2 separate regions of the Homo sapiens genome follow, and region 2 is linked to region 1. The links are chromatin loops, found by intact Hi-C in ENCODE. Cell type or tissue: PC-3. All regions are shown on one strand. Links, peaks and the distances in the headings refer to the core of each region. The heading gives the core; the rest is flanking DNA.

What was found. A loop is a pair of places that touch in the nucleus more often than their neighbours do. Peaks named below come from ENCODE experiments on the same cell type or tissue, not always from the same donor. Only the 100,000 strongest peaks of a DNase experiment are listed, where the experiment ranks them.
Region 2: a loop joins it to region 1, with 5 times the contacts of the local background. A loop is called at or near these places in 11 of 110 quality-filtered maps.

Annotation. Positions count from the first base shown.
Region 1 is chr3:99,545,990-99,557,394 of GRCh38, forward strand. The region is part of intron 1 of LOC105374007 (a long non-coding RNA gene); the gene reads right to left. LOC105374005 (a long non-coding RNA gene) reads right to left here and starts at 1,978. Exons shown (of 5, transcript XR_007095985.1): 1 at 1-1,978. In PC-3, for the core only: a CTCF peak has its summit at 5,750 (motif pointing right); no DNase peak of the experiment used is centred there.
Region 2 is chr3:99,620,430-99,631,834 of GRCh38, forward strand. No RefSeq gene overlaps it. Among named protein-coding and RNA genes, the nearest start is that of COL8A1, 12 kb to the right of the region's middle. In PC-3, for the core only: a CTCF peak has its summit at 7,201 (motif pointing right); a DNase peak (open chromatin) is centred at 7,162; H3K27ac peaks cover 671 bases.

The DNA of each region.
Region 1 (11,405 bases), core at 1,632-9,631:
AACTTCTGCTAGAGACCTCAACACAGCTGAGAATCTGGAAATTTGTGCTATTTGTGATAAGAATTTAAGCAACCAAAAGTCTTTTGTTTTTTGAAAATGAAACAAAACAAAAAGCAGCGACTTGCAAGTATACAGGAAGCTTATCTCCTTCAGTTCAGGAGTATTTGTTTGCCAACTAAGGGTTACTTTTCACAAATGTAAAGTTAAGTCAACAACTTTCTTGGCATTTATGACACTATATATAAAAGAGCCTGTGAAATATGAAATGAACTTTTCAGGTTTTGAAATTGATACACCAAGATTAGGAAAATAAACCGTTTGATGAGTGTTTTGCTGGCTCATTTAAACTACATTCCCAGTCATAACTCTTGATTTCCCAAGCAAGGAAACAGAAAGAGAAAGAGAACACAGTATGTTCTGAACAGAACTGAGTGCTCCTTGCATGACTTAGGAGTTAGATCCACGTGAAACATTTATGCTTACCATTACTTACCACTCCCATTGTTACTATTATTAATGTTGTACATTAGAATTAAGTAGTTTCCAGAGTGCTTTCATATATTTTTTTCTCATTTTTACATGACTTCCCAATACTGTGATGTAGATTAAACAGGAAGTATTCAGATATATTAAGTAATTTAGCATCCATCACCATTATCATCACCATCATCATCATTTAATGAGCACTTACTATTTGCTAGGCCCTGCACTCAATGTCTTATATGAATCATCTCAGTTAATCTTCACAACAATTCTATGCAATTGGCATTATTATTGTCTGTGTTTTATAGAAGAGAAAACATGGTTGATTGGGAACTGGAATCTGGAGCTTATGAGACCAATTTCAGTGTTCTCTCCATATTGTTTTAATAAGAGTTTAAAAAGAACAAAGAGAATCCTAAAGTTTCCAGTTCATTTCATATCAGTTTCTTTTAGACATAAATAAGACAAGAAAGAGACCATGAAAAGAAGGTTAAATTTTCAGCCTCTTCCCAAAATAAATACTTACAAAAATGCAATAGGCAAAAATATTTGCCATATCTTTTGGAATTTTGTAAATTGCAATAAACTTGCAATTCCACTGTATTTGCAGCTAAATGCAAAATTCTACATTTAATCCTGCTACTGACCAAACCATGTCTTTTTGTTAAAAAAAACAAAAAAAAATGTCTCTGTTAAAAAGCCTGACAGTGTGGTGTAGCCTACCATGACTGATAAAGCTCTTGAGCTTCCAAACCAGCCTGGTTGCAGCTTGGTTGGTCTTTAACTAGGTCAGATTCAATTTCCACTCAGTAAGTCTTTAATCAGTGTCTACTACATGATTGGTGTCAGGAGATGTGGAAGTAGACAGAACACTGGTTGTTTCTGCTCTTCTGAAGCTTACAATCAGACCAAGACAGATATAAGAGATGAATTATAGTGTAGTTTCACAACAGAAGATTTATCCTTGTCTTGGGACTTACAGGCACCTTCCCTGAAAAAAAAAATGGCATTTAGATGATACCTGAAGGAATGCCATTAGTCTGATGGAGAAATGGCATGAGGACTAGGAGACATTCACAAACTTAAGCAAAATTTACATCCCCCATGAGATGAAGGAGTTTTCCATAACCTACTACAAGGTAGAGGTTTTGAAAGAGAAGAGGTTAATATATAAAAAGTCAATCTTTAAAACATTTTCCTTGGTCAAGAATTCTCACTCTGAAGAACCTAGTTTATAACTGCCTATTCTGGAAGGAGGGTGAAAGCAACACACTACTGATGGTATCTTAGCTAATTGCAATAATGGTTTCATCAGCATCAGGGAAAAAAAGTAGGGTATGTATTTAAAAGCGCATAAGACAAGAAAGTACAGATTGAAAAAACTGATTGGAGAAGGAATAAAAATAGAGAAAAGGGAGGAATACTCTAAATTAAATAGAATTATAGTAAGAAAAACTAAAAATTTTACTATGATGAGCTCTCAATTACTTGCACGTGGCTGGAATAATTTACAACATATCATTCCATATTCATTTATACTGCACTTGGGACTACAAGGGAAGATTACATATTTGAGCAGATTCACTTTCCTATGTTTTGCTTAAGTTGGTTAAGACTATGTATGGGAAGCAAAAATACAGTAGAATCCTGGATTATTTTCCCTTCCCTTTGAATGTGAATTCCCAATTCACTTTAAAAATTATGCTTTTGTTTTGGATTGCTGAAGACACCAACTGACAGAATAAGAAAGCTGCCCATTGAGTGCTAGGAAAGGAAGAAACTGATAGCTTTCCAGAAGTAATCCATGCACTGAATAACCTCTATTTGTCCACCTCTATACACACATCAATCTTTTCCACCCTGCTCTGTGCTCCAAAGGTTGACCTGCATCAAGGAGCCCCTTGAGCTTTCAATTGGGTGTGGTCAATGGGAAGCACCAGTAGGAGATAAGAGAATGAGAGACCTATGAGATTAATGTACTCTACCTTCCCTGGGTGGTTTCCACTAAGGCTGCTCACACCCTCAAAAATAGTCCTGCATTAATCTCTCCTTAATGGCCTAAGCTTAATGTGCCATCTCTTTCCTCACCCCCAAAAATGGAAAAAGAAGTGCAATGCAAGGTTAAGGCAATGATGATAGACAAAGAAAAGGTATATTTATGAGATAGTATGTTAGATTAAGAAACCCATTTGAAAACATCTTTGAGAGATGTCCATTGTTTTCCTCTCATACCAAGAAGAGAGAGAACACCACATTAGAAGCAAATGAAAAAAGAGACAGCCAAACTATTTTGGACTGTGATTCACAATAACCCCTGAGGGATGGGGCATTTGGAGGAACTATTTGGGAGGAGTTGAAGATAAGCACATTGAACATTTCTGTAGCCTTTAAAAACAATAGTGCCTTCTAAATACTTACCTATGCAAATCTCCAGTGCCCTTTTCCCTCTTTGCCCAGGCTTAAGTAAACCAAGCCAAGATGACGTCAGTGGCCTCATTCTCACCTTCTTTCCTAAAGTGAATATTTTATAAGAATAGCTACCAATTTAGTAATCTTTTGCATAAGTATCAAGTTACAGACCTCAGTCTGCTGATGGTATAATGAGAAATAATAATTTCTTATCTCTTTACAACCACTGTGGTAAAGTTCTATTGGCTTCATCTCAGTTGTATACATTAAAAAAATACAATTTAGCTAGATGATAAATACTAACAAGTGAATCTCTCTCTAATATGTTTAAATCAATCATCAAATGTTTATTAACTACCTCTGCATCTTAGAGGGAAAAGAAGATATTACACTTCTTGAGGTAAAGCTGCTTATTTTAATGTCTCCCATCTTCCGGTGTTACTCCTTAAATAACAATGACAGCTAAATTATTTTTTCTCAGCCCAAGAATAATGCGTTGGGCTTCCTTTTTAATGACAACAATCTCTTTGTTGCCAAATGCTTCACGTCTTAAATAATGGCTTGGATCTTGGCTGCAATTACAAGATAAGCTTTTTTCTCATAACCTTTTCACAATAGATTTTCATCATCTCATTTATAAAGAAAATCAAAATTTGCATTCAACTTTAAGCTCTTGTGTCTAAAATTGGACACACCACTGGCACGTTTAGACAGTATTTATAAAGGAATAGAGTTTGCTTTAGAAGTTTTTATTTTTATTTAATTTTATCTCTAAAGGAAAAGAGAAGGAAAAATCTAATTGAAGTTAATAAAGAGCCAATAGAGGTTGAATGGCAAAGTGGCAGAGTAACTTAAAAGTGAAGACAATAAATATATTTCTATTAAGTAAAGTGTGCTAAGTCCAAGATATTCCCCAAAAAATCTATTTACCTTACAACATTTCTCAGTAACATCTGAGATCCAGATAATATGGCCCTACATGGATTTGATGTATAACAAAATGCATGTTGCCAGGTAATAAAGGCCACCATACCTATGAATTTGACACGGTGAGTGACATCTTCATTGCTCTGAATAAACCTCACAATAATAGCCATGGTCTAATAAAATCAAGATGTACCTAGGAGTTAGCAAGAAACTTCTTTCAGGCAAAGTTGTCAGTTCAATTTTTCCAGAACCCAAGCTGGGACTTTGTATAACCTGAGAGTAAACATCCCTCAGGCCAGGACTTGAGAAATACCAAACTCTAAACTTGCGGAGAAGTGTCTGTTCCTGATCCGGTGTTCCAGCTTCCTGGCTTGCTCTAAATGTCTCCTTCCTTCAATATTAGGCAAGTATTGCCAGCTTTTATGGTAGGTGGGATTTGCCCATATTACAGTCTGAAATCAGAGAAAACATTCAAAACTAAATGAGACAATGGCTAATTCAAAGGCAACATCTGTGGGAAATATGGTTGCAAACTAAGAAGGCAAGTTGTCTATCAGGAGACAAGTGATTCATAAATGTTTCTGGCAGGCACTCACACAGATGGAGTTGTACACACATGCTATTTTTTTTCCACTAAGATTTCTGCCTAACACAGAGTAAGTGATTGCAGGCCTGAGTGAATATGCATTGCAATCTGAAGCAAATGTAATGAACTTTCTGATCAAAGCACAATTGAATCTCTTTCCATGTGGAATTCACAACTCTGGCTTCTTCCTTTCAGTAGGCAACTTGGGGAGATTCTCCACTGAAATGTTTGTGCAGGTGCAAATATTGTGACTTCCCTCCTGGAGGGGATTTCAACCTTGACAGGATATAGAGGGAAGAAAAGTCCTGTGCTTATTTCCCAAGAGCTCTAGAAAAAAAAATGCCATAAATCCTGTTTGGGCCTAGGGTTGAGACATAGAGATGGTCTCTAAGTGAAAACATCACACACACAGAATTTGAGAATGGTGGAATTGGGGTCTTAAAAGTTCACAATCCAAACTTCTCATTGTACAGAAACTGAGATCCAAGAAAGTCAAATGATTCATAATTAGTCAATGAGGGAACCAGGATTAGAACCCAGTTGTCTTGATCCCTCTTGATTCCAAGTTTAGTAAGCTTTTTCCCCATTATGACATTGATTTTTTTTTCATTCATCAATTCATTGTCCACCATATGGCAAGCTATATTCTGAGTTCTGGACAAAGAACAAGCAACAAGACAGATAAAAGTTCTACCTCAATTAGTTTACATTCTTGTGGAAGAGATGAACAAAATTTAGATCAACAAATAGATAGTATCATGTCAGGTGGGTAAATGCTGCAAGGAGAATAAATGAAGGTCAAAGGATAGAGAATGATGAGGGGATGCTATACAAAAGAGATTAATCAGCCTGGGCATGGTGGCTCATGTCTGTAATCCCAGCACTTTGGGAGACTGAAGTGGGAGAATTGCTTGAGGTCAGAAGTTTGAGACCTGCCTGAGCAACATAGCAAGATCCCATCTCTATAAATAAAAAATTAGGCAGGTGGAGTGGCAGGAACCTGTAATGCCAGCTACTCAGGAAGCTGAGCTGAGAGCATCACTCAAATTGGGAATTTGAGGCTGCAATGAGCTATGATAGCTCCAGTGTACTCCAGCCTGGGTGATAGAACAAGATCTTGTGTCTAAAAAAAGAGAGAGAGGTGAGGGTTAATCAAAGGAACTGTCTCCAAGTGATATTTAAGCAGACTCTGAATGAAGTAAGGGTGCAAGCCACACAAGCAATGTGGGAAGAACTGTCTCACTGAGAGAACAATATGTGCAAAGTCCAGGAAGCTGGAATGAGCTTAGCGTGTTTTTGTATGGCTGTCATGGAATAAATGAAGGTGAGGAGGAGTGAAGAGGAGGGCAGAGAGGCCACTAGAGGGCTTTCAGCAGGGAAACAATGACCTTATTCAGCTTTTTATAAGATTATTCTGGCTGTTATGTGAAGAATGGGGGAAAGAATAAGAGGAGATCCAAGAGGCCAATGAGGAAGCATCTCCCTAAAGCAGAAGTTAAGTTCTTGAGAGAAGGGGCTTTTATTTGACTTACTCATTGTTGCAAAATTAGCACCAAGAATAGTGCCTGATACATTACAAGCACCTTCTAAGTCTTTGCTGAACAAATGGACACCTGAGAGATGGAGCTAAGGAGAAAGTTGATAGTGGCTTGGACGAGGATAATAGCAGTAAAAACAATAAGAAATTTTTGGGTGGAAGTATGTTTTGAAAGTAGAAGTGACAAGAACAGTTTCAAGATTAAATGTGAATATTTTGTAAGAAAGAACTTAAGATTGACTCCTAGGTTTATAGTCTAAGCCCACCAGGTGAATAGCATTGACTTCTCAGGTCAGTGGGAGAAATTAAGAATTCTGATCATGTTACATTTGAGCTATATACTTGTCTTTAAAATGAAAATATTGAGTAAGAAGTTGAATTAAGATGTCTGGAGCTCAGAGGAGAGATTAAGATTGGAGACATAAGTGGATAGTGTTTAAAATCATTGAACATAATAAGATGACCCAAAGAATAAGTGTGATGGGAAATTGATAAAGTCCAAGAAACTCTTGTCATTCCAACATTTACAGGTCAGTAATGAAAGGACCAACAAAGGATTTTTGATTAACACAAAATAATACAGATGAAGAAGCCTGAAAAAAAGAAACACCAAAAATTGTGGTGTGCTAGAAGCCAAGTGTGAAAGTGCATTTTAAAAAGGAGTGATAAACACTTTTAGTTGCTCCCAAAAGGTCAAGATAAAGACTGAGAATTGACCACAGAATTTGGGAACACCTAGAGCACTGGTATTCAGTTTTCATGGCATGATGAGGACAAACCTCACTGAGTGAGTTCAAGAGGAAATGAAAGAAAAAAAAAGGGAGACAATAACAGGCAATCTTTGCAGAAATTTTGCCTCATATAAAGGGAGTAAAGAAATGGAGAAACAGCTGGAAAATAACAAGGAGATCAAAGGAGGGTTTTATGGGCTTTTTTTTTTTTTAAGTGCAAGACATTACAGCATGTTTACATGCTGATAGGAAGATCCAGTAGAACTGAAGGAATTCATGTTGGAAAGAAATGGGCAAGAGAAAAATCTAGGTTAGACAACAGAAAACAAGATCCAGTGCACAAGTGGAGGACTTAACAGTAGAAAAGAGTAGACACAGTATATCTGAAAGGGACTAAAGGTACAATATACTGGTACAGATATTATTTAGTGGTAGAAAAGAAAGTCCTTTTCTACTTGCTTCTTTTTCTCCAGTGATAGGGAACTTCAAAAAGCCCATGGACATGGAATTGAAAGATAAAAACTATGAAGTATTTCTTACCATAAGCCCCATCAAGTTCAAGATGCTTTTGTAACCAATGAAATCAGCCATGGTCTATCGCTAAAGAACTGAGGGTCTTGGGAATTTAACCATGTCACTGGAGACTTTTTTACAGTATTCACTGAAAAGAAAATGGGCACCTTTTACAGATTTTTTAAGATTGGGAAACAAAAAGAAGTTAGAAGAGGCAAATTAGGATGTTAATTGTGCCCCATTTAAATCCCAAAATTGTTCTTTGATGAGAGGAATGAGCAGGAGCACTTTCATGGAGGAGAAGGACTCTCTGGTGAAGCTTTCCGAGGCATTTTTCTGCAAAGCTTTGACTAACATTCTCAAAACACTTTAATAATGTTATCATTCTTTGGCATTCCAGAAAGTCAACAAGCAAAATATCTTAAGCATCCCCAAAAAACTGATTCCATGAACTTGGTTCTTGACTGGTCCATTTTTGCTTTGACTGGACCAATTCCACTGCTTAGTAGCCATTGCTTTGATTGTACTTTGTATTCAGGATCATATTAGTGAAGCCACTTTCAACCTCCTGTTAACAATACTTCAGAGAACTTCTTCAGGATCTTAATCTCACTGCTTTAAAATTTCCATCAAAAGCTTCGCTCTTATCTGCAGCTGATCTGGGTGTAATGATTTTGACCCTAGTTGAGTACAAAGTTTACTCAACTTTAATTTTTCCATCAGAATTGTGTAAGCTGGGCCAGCTGAGATGGCTATGGTGTTGAAAATTGTTTCTGCTGTTAATCATCAATCCTCTTCAATTTGTGCAAATGAGATTAATTTTTTTCCTCACAAATTGATGGGGTTGGTTTGCCACCGTGGGCTTCATCTCCAACATTGTCTCATCCTTTCTCAAAATGAGATATCCATTTTTAAACTGCTGATTTCTTTGGGGGTTTTCCCCCATAAACTTTTCATAAAGCATCAATAATTTCATCATTCTTTTATGCAAGCTTCACCATAAATTTGTTGTTCTGACTTCAATTTTAGCAGGATTCGTGTTACACTGACAGGAGCTCTTTTTAAATTGATTTCTTATCCTTGTTAGTGTCTTCAACTAGATTCCATTCAGTCATGTTACAATAAGTTAGTACAAGTTTATTTTGGTACAAAATTTTGAAATCCATGCATAGTTTTTTTGTAATATGCATTTCCCACGAACATTTGAAGACAAACTGAATAACAAAAAGGTCATCAACTGAGAACAATGGGAAGGAAAGAGTAGCTGAGATATGAAGAAAAGGGAGAAAGTGAGAAAATGTGTAGGACATTGATTTCTGGCAAGATACTCTAGGTAGCAGCAGCAGAGAGTGAAATAGCATCGGAAAACATCAAACGCAGTCATTAAGTGGCCAAAGAATGGGGAACATCTGTGGGGCCAGGTGTGCACATATAAGGGGGAGAGGTGGGCTCCAAATAAGAAAAAAAAAATTAAGAAAAAAGAGGCAGGAGTTGTTTTAGACAATTTCTACCTACTTCAAATCCAGCTGCAAAGCTAGTAGAAGAAAGGAAATAACTAAAATCAGAAAAGAACTAAATGAAATTGAGACCCAAAAGTCCATTAAAAAGATCAATAAAATCAGGAGTTCGTTCTTTGAAAAAATAAGCAAAATTGATAGATCATTAGCTTGATTAACAGAGACGATCCAAATAAGCACAATCAGAAATGAAAAAGATGATATTACAACTGATCCCACAGAAATATAAAAGATCCTCAGAGACTATTATAAACATCTCTATGCACACAAATTAGAAAATCTAGAGGAATTCATAAATTTCTGGAAATACACAAACTCCCAAGATTGAATCAGGAGGAAAGTGGAAAGAGACAAATAATAAGTGTAAAAATGGAATCAGTAATAAGAAACCTATCAACCAAAAAGAGCCCTGAACCAGATGGATTCACAGCCAAATTCTACCACACATAGAAATAGCAAATGATACCAATCCTACTGAAAAATCGAGGAGGGGCTTGTCCCTAACTCATTCTTTGAAGCCAGCATCAGCCTGATATCAAAATCTGGAAGAGACACAATGAACCAAGAAAACTTCAGGCCAATATCCTTGATGAACATGGACATAAACATCCTTAACAAAATACTAGCAAACAAAATTCAGCAGCACGTCAAAAAGTTAATTCATCTTAATGAAGAAGGCTTTATTTCTGGGATGCAAGATCGGTTCAACATATGCAAATCAATAAATGTGATTTACCACATGAAAGAATTAAAACCAAAAACCATACAATCATTAGAGTAGGTGCAGAAAAAGCCTTCAATAAAATCCAATATCCCTCATGACAAAAAACCCTCAACAGACTAGCATCAAAGGAACATACCTCAAAATATTAAGAGCCATCTATGGCAAACCCACAGCCAACATCATGCTGAATGAGCAAAAGCTGGAATCCTCCCCTTGAGAACTGGAACAAGACAAAGATGTCCACTCTCACCACTTCTATTCAACAATGTAATAGAAGTCCTAGCCATGGCCAGGTGTGGTGGCTTATGCCTGTAATCCCAGTACTTTGGGAGGCAGAGGCATGCAGATCACCTGAGGTCAGGAGTTTGATACCAATCTGGCCAACATGGCAGAATCCCATCTGTACTAAAAACACAAAAATTAGCTGGGCATGGTGGCTCATGCTCGAATCCCAGCTACTCCGGAGGCTGAGGCAGGAGAATTGCTTGAACCCGGGAGGTGGAGGTTGCAGTGAGCCAAGATTGTGCCACTGCACTCCAACCTAGGTGACAGAGTAAGACTCCATCTCAAAAACAAAAAAAAAAAAAAAAAAAAAAGGAAGTCCTAGCCAGAGCAAAATTGGAAAAGAAGTCAAACTGTCTCTTTTTGCCAATGTTATGACTCAATACATAGAAAACCCTAAAGACACTGCCAAAAGGCTTCTGGAACTGATAAATGACACAAAGTTTCAGGATACAAAATAAATGTACAAAAATCAGTAATATTTTTATACATCAATAGTGTTCTAGCTGAGAACCAAATCAAGAACACAATCGCATTTTCAACAGCCACAAAAAATAAATACTGGCTGGTCGCGGTGGCTCACGCATGTAATCCCAGCACTTTGGGAGGCTGAGACGGGTGGATCTCCTGAGGTCAGGAGTTCGAGACCAGCCTGACCAACATGGTGAAACCCCATCTCTACTAAAAATACAAAAATTAGCCGGGCGTGATGGTGGGTGCCTGTAATCCTAGCTACTCGGGGAGCCGAGGCAGGAGAATCGCTTGAACCCGGGAGGCAGATGTTGCAGTGAGCCAAGATCACACCACTGCATTCCAGCCTGGGTGACAGAGCAAGACTTCATCTCAAGAAAAAAAAAAAGTGTAACTGTTATTTTATTTTCCTATCCCCTACCTTATATCCTTTTAGTGGCTTTTAGTTGCATCTAGGGTAAAAACTTAGATCATTACTGTTAGCATAGTCAACAAAGCTATTGAGTTTTGCCTGTCTATAGCCAGTGAAGTTGCAGTGAGCCAAGATCGTGCCATTGCACTCCAGCCTAAGCAACAAGAGAAGAAAAAAGGAAAATTAAATATCTAAGAATTTCTCTAACAAAGGGGTGAAAGATCTCTACAATGAGAACTACAAAACACTACTGAAAGAAATCAGAGATGACACAAATAAAATGGAAAAATATTCCATGCTCATGGACTGGAAGAATTAATAAAATTAAAATGGCCATATTGCCCAGTGCAATTTTCAGATTCAACACTATCCCTATAAAAATACCAATATCATTTTTCACAAATTAGAAAAACCTATTCTAAAATTAGTTGGGAATGAAAACAGAGCCAAAGCAATTCTAAGCAAAAAGAACAAAGTCTGAGGCATCACATTGCCTGACTTCAAACTATACTACAAGGCCACAGTAATCAAAACACTATGGTACTAGAAAAAAAAAAAAGACATGTAGACCAGTGGAACAGAATAGAGAACCCACAAATAAACCTGCACACCTACAACCATCTGATCTTTGACAAAATCAACAAAAGTAACCAATAAGGAAAGGACCCCCTGTTCAATAAATGGTGTTGGAATAACAGGCTAGCCATATGCAGAAGAATGAAACTGGACTGCTACCTCTCCCCATATACAAAAATTACTCAAGATGTATTAAAGATTTAAATGTAAAACCCAAAACTATAAAAATCCTAGAAG
Region 2 (11,405 bases), core at 2,203-10,202, 75 kb after region 1:
TTCAAAGTAGAATTATTCATAATAGCCAAACAGTGAAAACAGCTGAAGTGTCCATATATTCATGCAATGAAATATTATTCAGCAATAAAAATGTATGAAATACATGTAACAACAAGAGTGAGCCTTGTAAACATCATGGTAAGTGAAAGAATTCAGTCACAAAAGGCCACATATTATGTAATTCAATTTATGTGAAATATTCAGAACAGGAAAATTCATAGAGATAGAAAGTAGTTTAATGGTTGCCAGGAACCAGGGGAAAGGGAGTGGCTGCTAATGGATATGAAATTTTATAAAATTGGTACAACTTTGCAAATATACTAAAATCATTTAATGTGCTCTTCAAAAGCATGAATTTTGTGGTGAGTTACATCTCAATAAAAAGTACCATAAAGGAAAGAAATCTACATAAAACAGTCAAACTTATACAAAACAAATGTCTTTAAAGAACAAGTTTTAAACAGTGCTATGTAGAACCTGGTATGAAGTGAAATGAAATATTAGTACCTAATATGTCCCATGAGGAAGATTGAAGGAAACCAATGTTTATTTAGAGCCTAGTCTACACTCTGAATAAATGCATTTTCTGTATCTTCTCATTAATCTTTTGAGGAATCTATTACTCATTTTACAGATAAGGAGACCAAATGTCAGAAAGGTTAAGTAATTTTCCCAAATCGCACAGTAATCTAAGACAGATCTGGGAATCTAGTTCAGATGCCTAATTCCAAAGCATGTGTTCTTTCCACTCTTGCACAATACTTCCTTAGAGATTTTTCCATAAAACTTGGTTTATTGCAATAACCAATAAACCGTGTTTATTTTATTGCAATAACAATAATCCTTAGAAGGAAATTCCATGAAACTTGGTTCATTGCAAGTTCCTTCAGAAGTTGTGAAGTAAACTAGACAAACATCTTCAAATGCCTATGCAAGTGCTTGACAAAACTGATAAGCCCAACATGCTTTTGTATTCATCCCACCTGCCTTCCTGACCACCTCCTTCATGACCACCAAAGTTGAGGAGAGCATTTTCCCAAAGCCCTTGCCTACACCTAGTGGACACTGTAACCCTGCAGCATTCAGGTTCATCATTACAGTCTCCAAAGCACTCAAAGCTACTTTGCATTCAGTAGGACTTCAATGCGTGATTGTGGTGATTGAATGAACAAACATGTTATCTCCCTTAAAATGCTCATTATACATAGGACACGTAAGATGAAGACACAGTAATATTAACCATTTCAAAACCAGGTATACCCCAGGAAGCCTCTTTACAGGAGAGTAAACCTGTGGACAGACTTGGTAGATGTGAAGCTATTCCCCAATGCTTCTTACAGCAGGTTATAGACTGATGGCAGTGCTATCTTCCACATAATGATACACTTATACTCCATAGTCCTCTTGGGTGGGGCCATATGACTTGCTTTGAATAGTGGGTTGAGAACCAAAGGGACAGATGTTTCTTCCAGGCCAAGTATAATTGCTGACTTCATGCACTTCTCTCTTTTCCACTGCACAGTGACCAGCAACTGCTGAGATGGTAGCTGCTTCGTCAGGTACATGAGTCCTCAGTTGACCCACATGGATATATTGTTGTTTCTGTTTCTACAGCAAAACCTAGCCTTCCCTGACATCCAAATCTCCAAAGGACAAGTTGTATGTGAAAATGGTGAGCAGTACAATTTAACTAGAACATGCTAGGCCATGAGGAGCTAGAGGAGATAAAATCAGAAAGAGAACTGGAGGTCAGATAATACAAACCCTTGAAATCCAGACTAGTCTAGAAGATATATTGCAGGAGGAAGGTACTACAGATGGAAAAAAACAATTAGGTTGGTAAGCCCAAAGAAATGTGTCAGGAAAGAAACAAAAAACAAAAAAATTCTCAGTTAATATCAGATATTGAGGCATGGATGATGTCTTCATTTTGAGATCCAAGCGACAGGGTTGAAAGTAGATAATGAGGTCAAAACAGAGAGGCCACTAGGCAGGAAATGCCATAACCAATCAGGAAGCTGCTTAAAGCCCATGGCTAGGAGGAAAGTTGTATTAGTTTTCTCTTGCTGCTATATCAAATTATTACAAGCTTGGTGGCTTAAAACAACATAAACATTATCTTACAGGGCTGTAAATTAGCAGTCTGACATGCATCTCACTGGCTAAAATGAAGGCATCAACAAAGCTGTATTTCTCAAGACTCTAGGGAGTAATCCATTTCCTTGCCTCTTCTAGTTTCTTAAGGCCACCTGCATTACTTGGCTCATGGAACCTTTTCTCCATCTTTAAAGTCAGCAAGGCGGAATCTCTCTGACCGTCTTCATTTTTGACAACTTCTTTGACTACAGCTAAGAATGGGGTGGAGTGGAAATATTTTGAAGGGATAATGGTGATGAGATTGTGTCCATCTGGAGAATCCCAGATAAACTCCCACTTTAAGACTTATAACTCAATCTCATCTGCAAAGGTAACATATGTATCAAGGGATCTAAGGGTTAGGATGTGGCCACCCTTAGGAGGCCATTATTCTGCCTGCCATCATAGCCAAGCATTAGGAATGAGGAACACACTCAAAATATCAAGAAACAAAAGTATGGTACTGGACAGGGGAATGCTCAGTTCTAATGTATTCTGAACTACTGTGGGTCAGACCTGTGTACAATGGCTCTTGTCTTAAGGCCCGTAAAGGGCAAGTTCAGTGGTCTAAATGAGAAGTGATTCACTGGCCTGAACTCTGCCAGTAATGGGGAATGGAATATTATAGACAGCAGTGCCCATGGTGCCCTGAGACTGACTATTCCTTTGCCTCAATAAGTGCAAGCTGAATGAATGAATTGATGAGTGAGATGTCAATCAAATAAACAGGACTGAACAACAGTCTGGATACAGAAGGCAGAAAAGGGGAAAGGATTTTTAGAAACTTTAACAGTCAATGAAGCAGCTAGGAGAGGTACAAGGCTAGATACTAAAAAAAACATGGAAGAGCGAAGGATGGAATTTCTTAACTGAGTTCTGAAAGTGGCACTTCTTTCAGAATTTAATTTATTTTACATAGATGAAGGGAATACACTGTCAAATAGATATAAGCTAGAGAAATGTAAAATAATTGTATGAATTATACACTTAGAAAAGGATCATCGGCCAGATGTTTTGCAGGAAACCAAAAACTAGACATAGGGAAACTAGACATAAAAAAGGATTGAGGGAACTTTTAATTAGGAGAGTAAGATCATTTTTAAATGCATTTTTATCTGTGAATAAATCTGAATGGATAAGACCATGTTTTAATTATGAAACAGGAGACTTGGGATGGAGCAAGACAGTGGAATAGAAGGCACTACAAATTGCTCCCATCCCCACCCAGGACACCAATTTAACAACTATCTACACCAAAAAAAAAAAAAAAAAAAAAAAAAAAAAGCACCTTCATAAGAACCAAAGATAGGGTGAGCACTCGCGGTGCCTGGTTTTAACTTCATATTGCTGTAAAAGGCGCTGAAGAGGTAGGAAAATCAGTCTTAAATTGCTGACACCCACCCCTCTGTTCCCGCACCTGGCAGTGGTGGTTTGGCACAGAGAGGGAGATCACAGCAACTGTGAGGCATTGAACTCAGTGCCACCTTATTATAGCAGAACACAAAACCAGACCAAATTCAGCCGGCAACTGCCCACAGGAGGAGCATTTAAACCAGCCCTAGCTAGAAAGGAATCCAGATCCCAGTGGTTGGAACTTGAGTTCCTGCAAGCTTTGCCACCATGGGCTACAGTGCCCTGGAGTCCTAAACTTGAAAGGCAGTCTAGGCCACAAGGACTGCAAGTCCTAGGCAAAACCTAGTGCTGAACTGGGCCCAGAGTCAGTGGACCTGGCTGGTGGGTTGTAGGGGGGCCAGGGAGGACATGACCCACTGCGACACCAGCCAGGCTGGCTAAGGAAGTGCTGGCATCATCCCTCCCCAACCCCAGGCTGTACAGCTCAAGACTCCAAAAAAGGCCCCTTCCTTCCTCTTGAGGAAAGGAGAGGGAAGAGTGGGGAGGACTTTGTCTTGCCTCTTGGTTACTAGCTCAGCCACAGCAGGATAGGGCACCAATCAGATTCATGAGGCCCTAGCTCCAGACAACATTTCTAGACACATCCCAGGCCAGAAGGGAACCTGCTGCCTTGAAGGGAAGGACCCAATCCTGGCAGGATTCATCACCTGCCAACTGAAGTGCCCTTTGGCCCTGAATAATCAGCAGTGAAACTCAGGTACTATGTCAGGACTTTGGGTAAGACTCTGAGACTTGCTAGTTTCAGGTAAGACTCTGAGACTTGCTAGTTTCAGGTAAGACTCAGCACATTGTCAGCTATGGTGGCTGTAGGGTGAGGCTCCTTCCACTTAAGAAAAGCAGAGGGAAAAGTAAAGGGGACTTTGTCTTGCATCTTAGGTACCAGCTCAGCCACAGTGGGGTAAGGTGTCAAGAAGTTTCTTGGGGTCCCTGATTCCAGGACTTGGCTTTTGGACAGTATTTCTGGACCTTCTCTGGGCCAGAGAGGAGCCCACTGCCCTGAAGGGTGAGTCCCAGGGCAAGCAGCATTCACCACAAGCTGACTGAAGAGTCCTTGGGCCTCAAGGAAACATCAGCAGTAGTCTGGCGGTACTCCCTGTGGGCCTGTGGTGGCAGTGGCCACAGGGTGAGGCTCCTCTGCCTTTAGAAAGGGGAGGGAAGAGTGGGAAGGACTGTATTTTGTGGTTCGATGTCAACTCAACTGCAGTACAATAGAACACTAGGTAGACTTCTGGGAGTCCCTGGCTCCCAGACAGCACCTCTGGACTTACCTGGGGCCTGGAGGACCTCACCACCCTGAAGTGAAGGACAAAGGCATGGCTGGCTTTGCCACTTGCTGATTGTAGAGCCCCAGAGCCTTGAGAAAACATAGGCAGTAGCTAGGAAGTGGTTACAGCAGGCCTTAGGCAAGCCCAGCACTGTGCTGGTTTATGGTTTGACCCAGGGCAGTCACAGTGGTGGTGGCCACAGGGATACTTGTGTCACTCCACCCCCCAGCACTAGGTGGCTCAGAACAGACAGACTCTGTTTGTTTGGGAGAAAGTAGGAGAAGAGAGCAAAAGATTCTTCCTGGTGATTAAGAGAATCCTCCCGGATCATGCCCAATACCATCAGGGTAAGTACGTTTATGAGTCTGAAAGAACCAGTGTCACTGAACATGGGGTGGCCACTAAAGCAGATACAGCTTAGATCACAACATCCAAGTTCCTTTGAATATCTGGAAAGCCTTCCCAAGAAGGACAGGTACAAACAAATCCAGACTGACAAGACTACAATAAACACCCAAGTCTTCAATGCCCAGACACAGATGAACCATCTACAAGTATCAGGGCCATCCAGGGAAACATGACTTCATCAAATGAACTAAGTAAGGCACCAGGGATCACTCCTGGAGAAACAGAGATAATGTGACCTTTCAAACAGAGAATTCAAAATAGCTGTTTTGAGGAAACTCAAAGAAATTCAAGATAACACAGAGAAGGAATTCGGAATTCTGTCAGACAAACTTAACAAAGAGACTGAAATAATTTTAAAGAATTATGAAACAATCGTTTTGAAAGTGCCTGCCTTAGACCTCTGCAGTGGAGGTATGCTGCCTTTGGATTCATTGACTCAGTAAGATGTAGTGAAAACTGAAAACTATAATAAATCTCAACTCCTATGAGCAACACCCGATTAAATTTCATTCTGGCTTTTGCACAATGGTGGCAATGGCTATAATCCAGAACATAAACAAAAACTCATATGGAAGCAACAAACACATTTTTTTAAATCATATGTTATTCCCCAGCCCAAAGAACTCTTTGTCTAGGACTTTTGTCTGTGACTTATATTTATATTACTGAATAACTCCACCCAGTGAACATGAAGAACAGATGAGTACAAAAAGGCAACATTTACATAGTCTAATGATTCCCATATATGGACAATAGATATGCACGCTAAGAAGTCTGGCAATTCTTTTTTTTTTTTTTTTTTTGAAATTGACTTAATGAGATGGTGACAAGTGAAGTGTGTGCATGATCAGTCCCATGATAACTCAGACATTTACATTTACATTCTCATCTCTTGAAAATCAAGCCACTCATTCTCTATTGCCAATTTGCTTTAAACCAACATGTCAATAATGGGCAAACTGCCACAAGTCAAATTTGCTAAAAACAGAACCATGGCATAAATAGAAACCAGAGCTTTAACCACTGCTAATGCAATGTGAAAGTTAATAAGAACGACACAAGTCTTAAACCTCTTGCTTGTTGAAGCTTACTCTAGGGATTTGACAAACAATGATAAACAAGGACCAGAAAAAATCCATTCAGACTGTCACTTGAAATATGGGTTATTCCACATCTCCACGTTGATTATCCTGATAATGTAGATTGTCTCTAGTTAAACTTACAACATGTGCTGACCCTCTTTGCTACCCAATACATCCTGTTTACTGTGTATTTGTGTATGAGTGTGGGGCTTACCTAGTTTCTCCAGATAGGAGATGAAACCAGATTTGAAATCCCCATTGGGTCTTCCTACTTCTTTGCCAACTCCTTAAAAGTTTTGCATAATTCAGATTTTTATAAAGACTAGTCAAGAAGAACTGATTCTATACTATTAAAAGGTTAACAAGAATTTGCCAGTATACAATACGTATGACATACAACCATGAGGGTGTATATGTGAAATTTACTACCAATCTGCTTCTCCTTTAATAAGGACAGCTTGAGTCATATACTCTACACATTCTTGGTTTTCTCCTTTTCCTGTTTCCAACCACTATGTCATTTTTAATCCAGAACCTGGCACCATGAGGTTTTATCTCTTCACCCTTGATGCTCTCGCTGACTCAACACTACACCCCAATTTCCATCCTGCCTGTCCCCATCAGACTTAGTACCACTGTCATTGTGTCCATCACTCATATTTTCCACACATATTTATTGAACACTATTTTGTGTTCCAAGCACCATGGTAGGCACTGAAGATGTAATGGAGAAGACACTGATATTTGACTCTCAGCTCTTCCTAACAGATCAAGTCTCAGTCTTGTTTCTCCAGCTATGTCTCCTGAGTCTTGAATAGTTCAGTGCTCCAAGATGACCCCTTGGCCCGCTAGCTGGCATTAATCATTAGGTAAACATTTCAGCCAAATTGACACTGATCCTCCAGCAGGGGGAAAGAGGATATCTGTACAATGTCAGAGCCTCTGTCTTAGAGCGGCACTTCAGCATCCCACCACACTGTCCTGTCTCTTCCTGGTGTCAGGGCAGATGCTACAACACCCTTGAAGCCTCTCAGCCTGCAATTGCTTAAAGGTCAGTGTTTACAGTTGAAGATTTCTATATATCTTATTTATTTTTTTTTTACTTTGGTTATTTTTATTTCTGCACCTAACAACTTTATATAAATCTGTGTCATTCAAGGACATCAGGAAATGAATCTGTTTGGTACCACTCACTCCTTTCCCATATAAAAAGTGGGGGCGGAGGAAAGTTTTCAAACCATTCAAAATGAGTTGCCTATATGCAGAATTTCTAATAAATCTGTACCAAATTCTCTGCTATAAATGAGATGTTTTGGCTGGTTTTCAATAAGGACTCTTTTTCTCCTAATTCCATTATGATCTAACATTGAATTAATCTGTTTTACACAGGCAAATAAATGCATTTGGCATGTTAATGCTGAGTCTGAAGCATATTTCTGTCCATATGGGACAGTATCTGAAATCATGCAGAAATCACTACACACATTAAAAACACTTCCTCTGGACAGAGTGCTGAAATGGAGAAAAATGTTTACAAAATAAAAAACAGAAAAACTCTATATAAGAATTACTCGGTCATGGATCTGTGTTCTCTTTACACAGATCACTGAAACTCATTAAATTTTTTGACATACTAAGTCACGACTATTGATATAATGTGTCTCATTTCTCATCTACCAAGTTTTAAAATACTACTTGCCCTATACTAATCATAGCCAATGAAAATGGAATGAGATGATACATATGGAATTTCTTTGAAAAGCCTCAAGGCCTTTCTGTATTTAAGAGAGAGTGGTGATGTTGGTATTGGTGGTAGCACCAGTGGTGGAAGTGTAGCCTTTTTTTTTTCTTTTTTTTTTTTTTTTTTTTGAGACAGAGTCTCGCTTTGTCACCAGGCTGGAGTGCAATGGCATGATCTCGGCTCACTGCAACCCCTGCCTCCCAGGTTCAAGTGATTCTCCTGCCTCAGCCTCCTGAGTAGCTGGGACTACAGGCGCCCACCACCACTCCCAGCTAATTTTTTGTATTTTTAGTAGACAGGGTTTCACCATGTTAGCCAGGATGGTCTCGATCTTCTGACCTCGTGATCCACCGTCCTTGGCCTCCCATTGTAGCCATTTTTTTTACAGTCTCCCTCATTTAAGGCCCACAGAGCATTAGTTCCGTGAGAAGCCCCTCGGATGGCAGGCAGAGTGTGGGGTTGGTTTTGCAGTCAAATAACCTCAGAAAACCCTATATATGACATTTAACTTTTGAAATTTGAAAAGGACATTAGCCATTCAAGGATTAGAATAGCCTTACAATAAAGAACTATGTTTAATTTTAATAATGCAGAATTTCTAAGACATAAATGGATTAGAAATATTTTTTGCTACATAACATCTGTTAATATTCCAAGGCATTAGAGTTCCACAGAGAATCATTATTATTTAGAAGGAACATAGAATGAAATGTTCAACTGAATCAAATGCTTATCATAATAGGCCAACTCCTTCCCTTCATGAAACCCCAAATTCTTGCCTATACTAGCAGCATGCAAGGTGGGATTCTTAATTTATGAGAAAACCACTGATACTGGCATCCTCTTCAAAAATTAAAATCCAAGTTTGGGACCTAAAAACAATATCCCAAATGCCTATCATTTACATGTGCCTGTAGTATTTTTGTCACAAAGAGAAAAAATCAAAGGAAAATATATTCATGGATTTTAAAGACGTATATAGCCCTCGTCTCAAAATGAAAATAAATCAATACATGTTTATGAACAGGTTAGCCCTATACTAGGGCTTTGCATAACACAGCATTTCCTGCTTTCAAGGAGCCCGCAGTCTTTTGGACCCCTCTATTTGAGAAATATATGTTCTAGAAGGTAGAAGGAAGCACAAGATAACAAAAATTAAAATAATAGTTAATAGGCATTTGTTCAGATATAAACATAAGTTATGTTGATAAATGTCACCAGCTGTGAGAAACCCTCCTGGCCCAGCTACAGAGAGAGTGGGGAATGAAGATGCCCATCTGATCCTGAACAGTGTCCTTCCTTTGCCATGTGGCCAGATGAGATCCCAATACCCTCCTAAAACTCTGTGATAAGTCAGGCTTGGTGGCACATGTCTGCAATCCCAACACTTTGGGAGGCCGAGTTGGGAGGATTGCTTGATCCCAAGAGTTCGAGATCAGCCTGGGCAACATAGTGAAACCCCATCTCTACTAAAAATACAAAAAAAAAAAATAGCTGGGAGTGGTGGCACGTGCCTGTGGTCCCAGCAACTTGGGAGGCTGAGATGTGAGGATTGCCTGAGCCTAGGAGGTGGAGGTCACAGTGAGATGAGATTTCACCACTGCACTATAGCCTGGGTGACACCGGGAGAACCTGTCTAAAAAACAAAACAAAACAAAACAAAAAAAACTCTATACCCTATGATAATAAATACAGCACAGAAAGTCTAATAAAGACATATAAATGAAGTGTTCCAGAAAGAATGCAACATGCAGAAAGGATCAATTGAAAATGTAAGAGAATAAGGAAATTAGAAAACAGAAGAAATGAGACTAAGAAAAATAAAATGAAACCAAGACAGAATGACACAAATTCCTTCTGTAAAATCCAAGAAGGCCAAAACTATGAGCTACAACTTACAGAGCTTCATGGGATCTGACAACTTTTTTTGCACAAGAATTTAAGTCTCATTTCTTAACAGGTCATTTCTCTTCCCACTCCCTTACCTAGTGATCTAAAATTCATTTAGTCATGTGCAATAGCTGTGATGTTCTGGCAAAGAGACTTACCTATTTCCTTATACATAAAATGAAACTCCAGGAGTTTGACTTTCCTTCTAGGAAAACAAACCAGCTGCCAGAAATGAAGAGATCTGGTATTGGCACGCTCAATGTGCTCACAAAACCATATGGTGGTTCTAAGCCGAAATGACAAGGGCCAACCATTATATGTCCACACTTAGGGAATAAATTCATAAATAATATAGAAGCCAAGGTATATGGGGCTCTAAATTTTCCCCCTCAATGTCACAGAGACTCGCTAAGGATATCTTAGAAGATTATTTGTCTTTAAGGGAAATAAATGGGAACTAGTCACCATGAGGGTGTCAAGCCATCATAGAGGGTCCAAAAATAAGTGCTCCAGTTCTCAAGTGCATTCAGCATTAGGTGCAACTTTTGCTCAGTCAGTCAGGCAAAACTCTTAGTGTGCAGTGGTATTTACAAAAGAGTATATTCTGACCCTTTATATTTCAAAGCAATGTTGAAACACATCTGTTCAAATAACCCTCCCACCTTGACTGACTCACCTGGCAAGAAGAGTTAGTTTCCTGGCCAACAGGCAGCCAGACCCTCCCGATATTCAACCAAAATATATAAAGCATATCATTGTCTTTTCATCCCCAAAAAGCACAGAGATGAACCAAGCTTTTCTTTTCTGTGTGTTACTTAAAGATATTCTCTGTCTTACACCTGGCATTCTCAGTAACCACCTCAAAGCTCCCTCCAATGAGTAGACTCCATTAGATCTCCTATACAGCCCCATACTTATCTTGCCCATAGAATCTACCTCAGTGAAGGGAAATTATCTATTTCTCTTCCTCTCTCCCCTACCAGACTGTTTAAAATCCTCAAAAATGGGAAGCCAGTCATATTGATCTTCAGAACTCATTTCTATGACCCTGCAAGAAATGTACCAGGAAACTCTAAATGTTTGTTTTTGTTTTGTTTTGTTTTGAGCCAAATGGGGTAAAGGGGGCTGGGAATGGGGAAAGATAAGAGAGTATTTAATTATTTTTTAATCTCTGCAATCCACAGATTCATATTGACCACCTTACTCTATGCTAGGCTTAGTGTCAGGAAAAAGGGTTAGGCTCTCAAGGAAAGAGCAGTAAAATTGCAAAGAAAAGAGGTTAGCATATGTATAAGACAAGGTAGACTATAAAAAATTGCATAAGAGAAGTACCAATTTTCCTGGGCAGTTCAGAAAACTAACCAGGAAGCATTTCCTGAAGGTGGCATGGAAGTAATAAAGGATTTGAGCATGTGTCTGTAGGTGGACCCAGCAGCAGGAGCTCCATTAGCGACCATGCAGGAGCTGAGA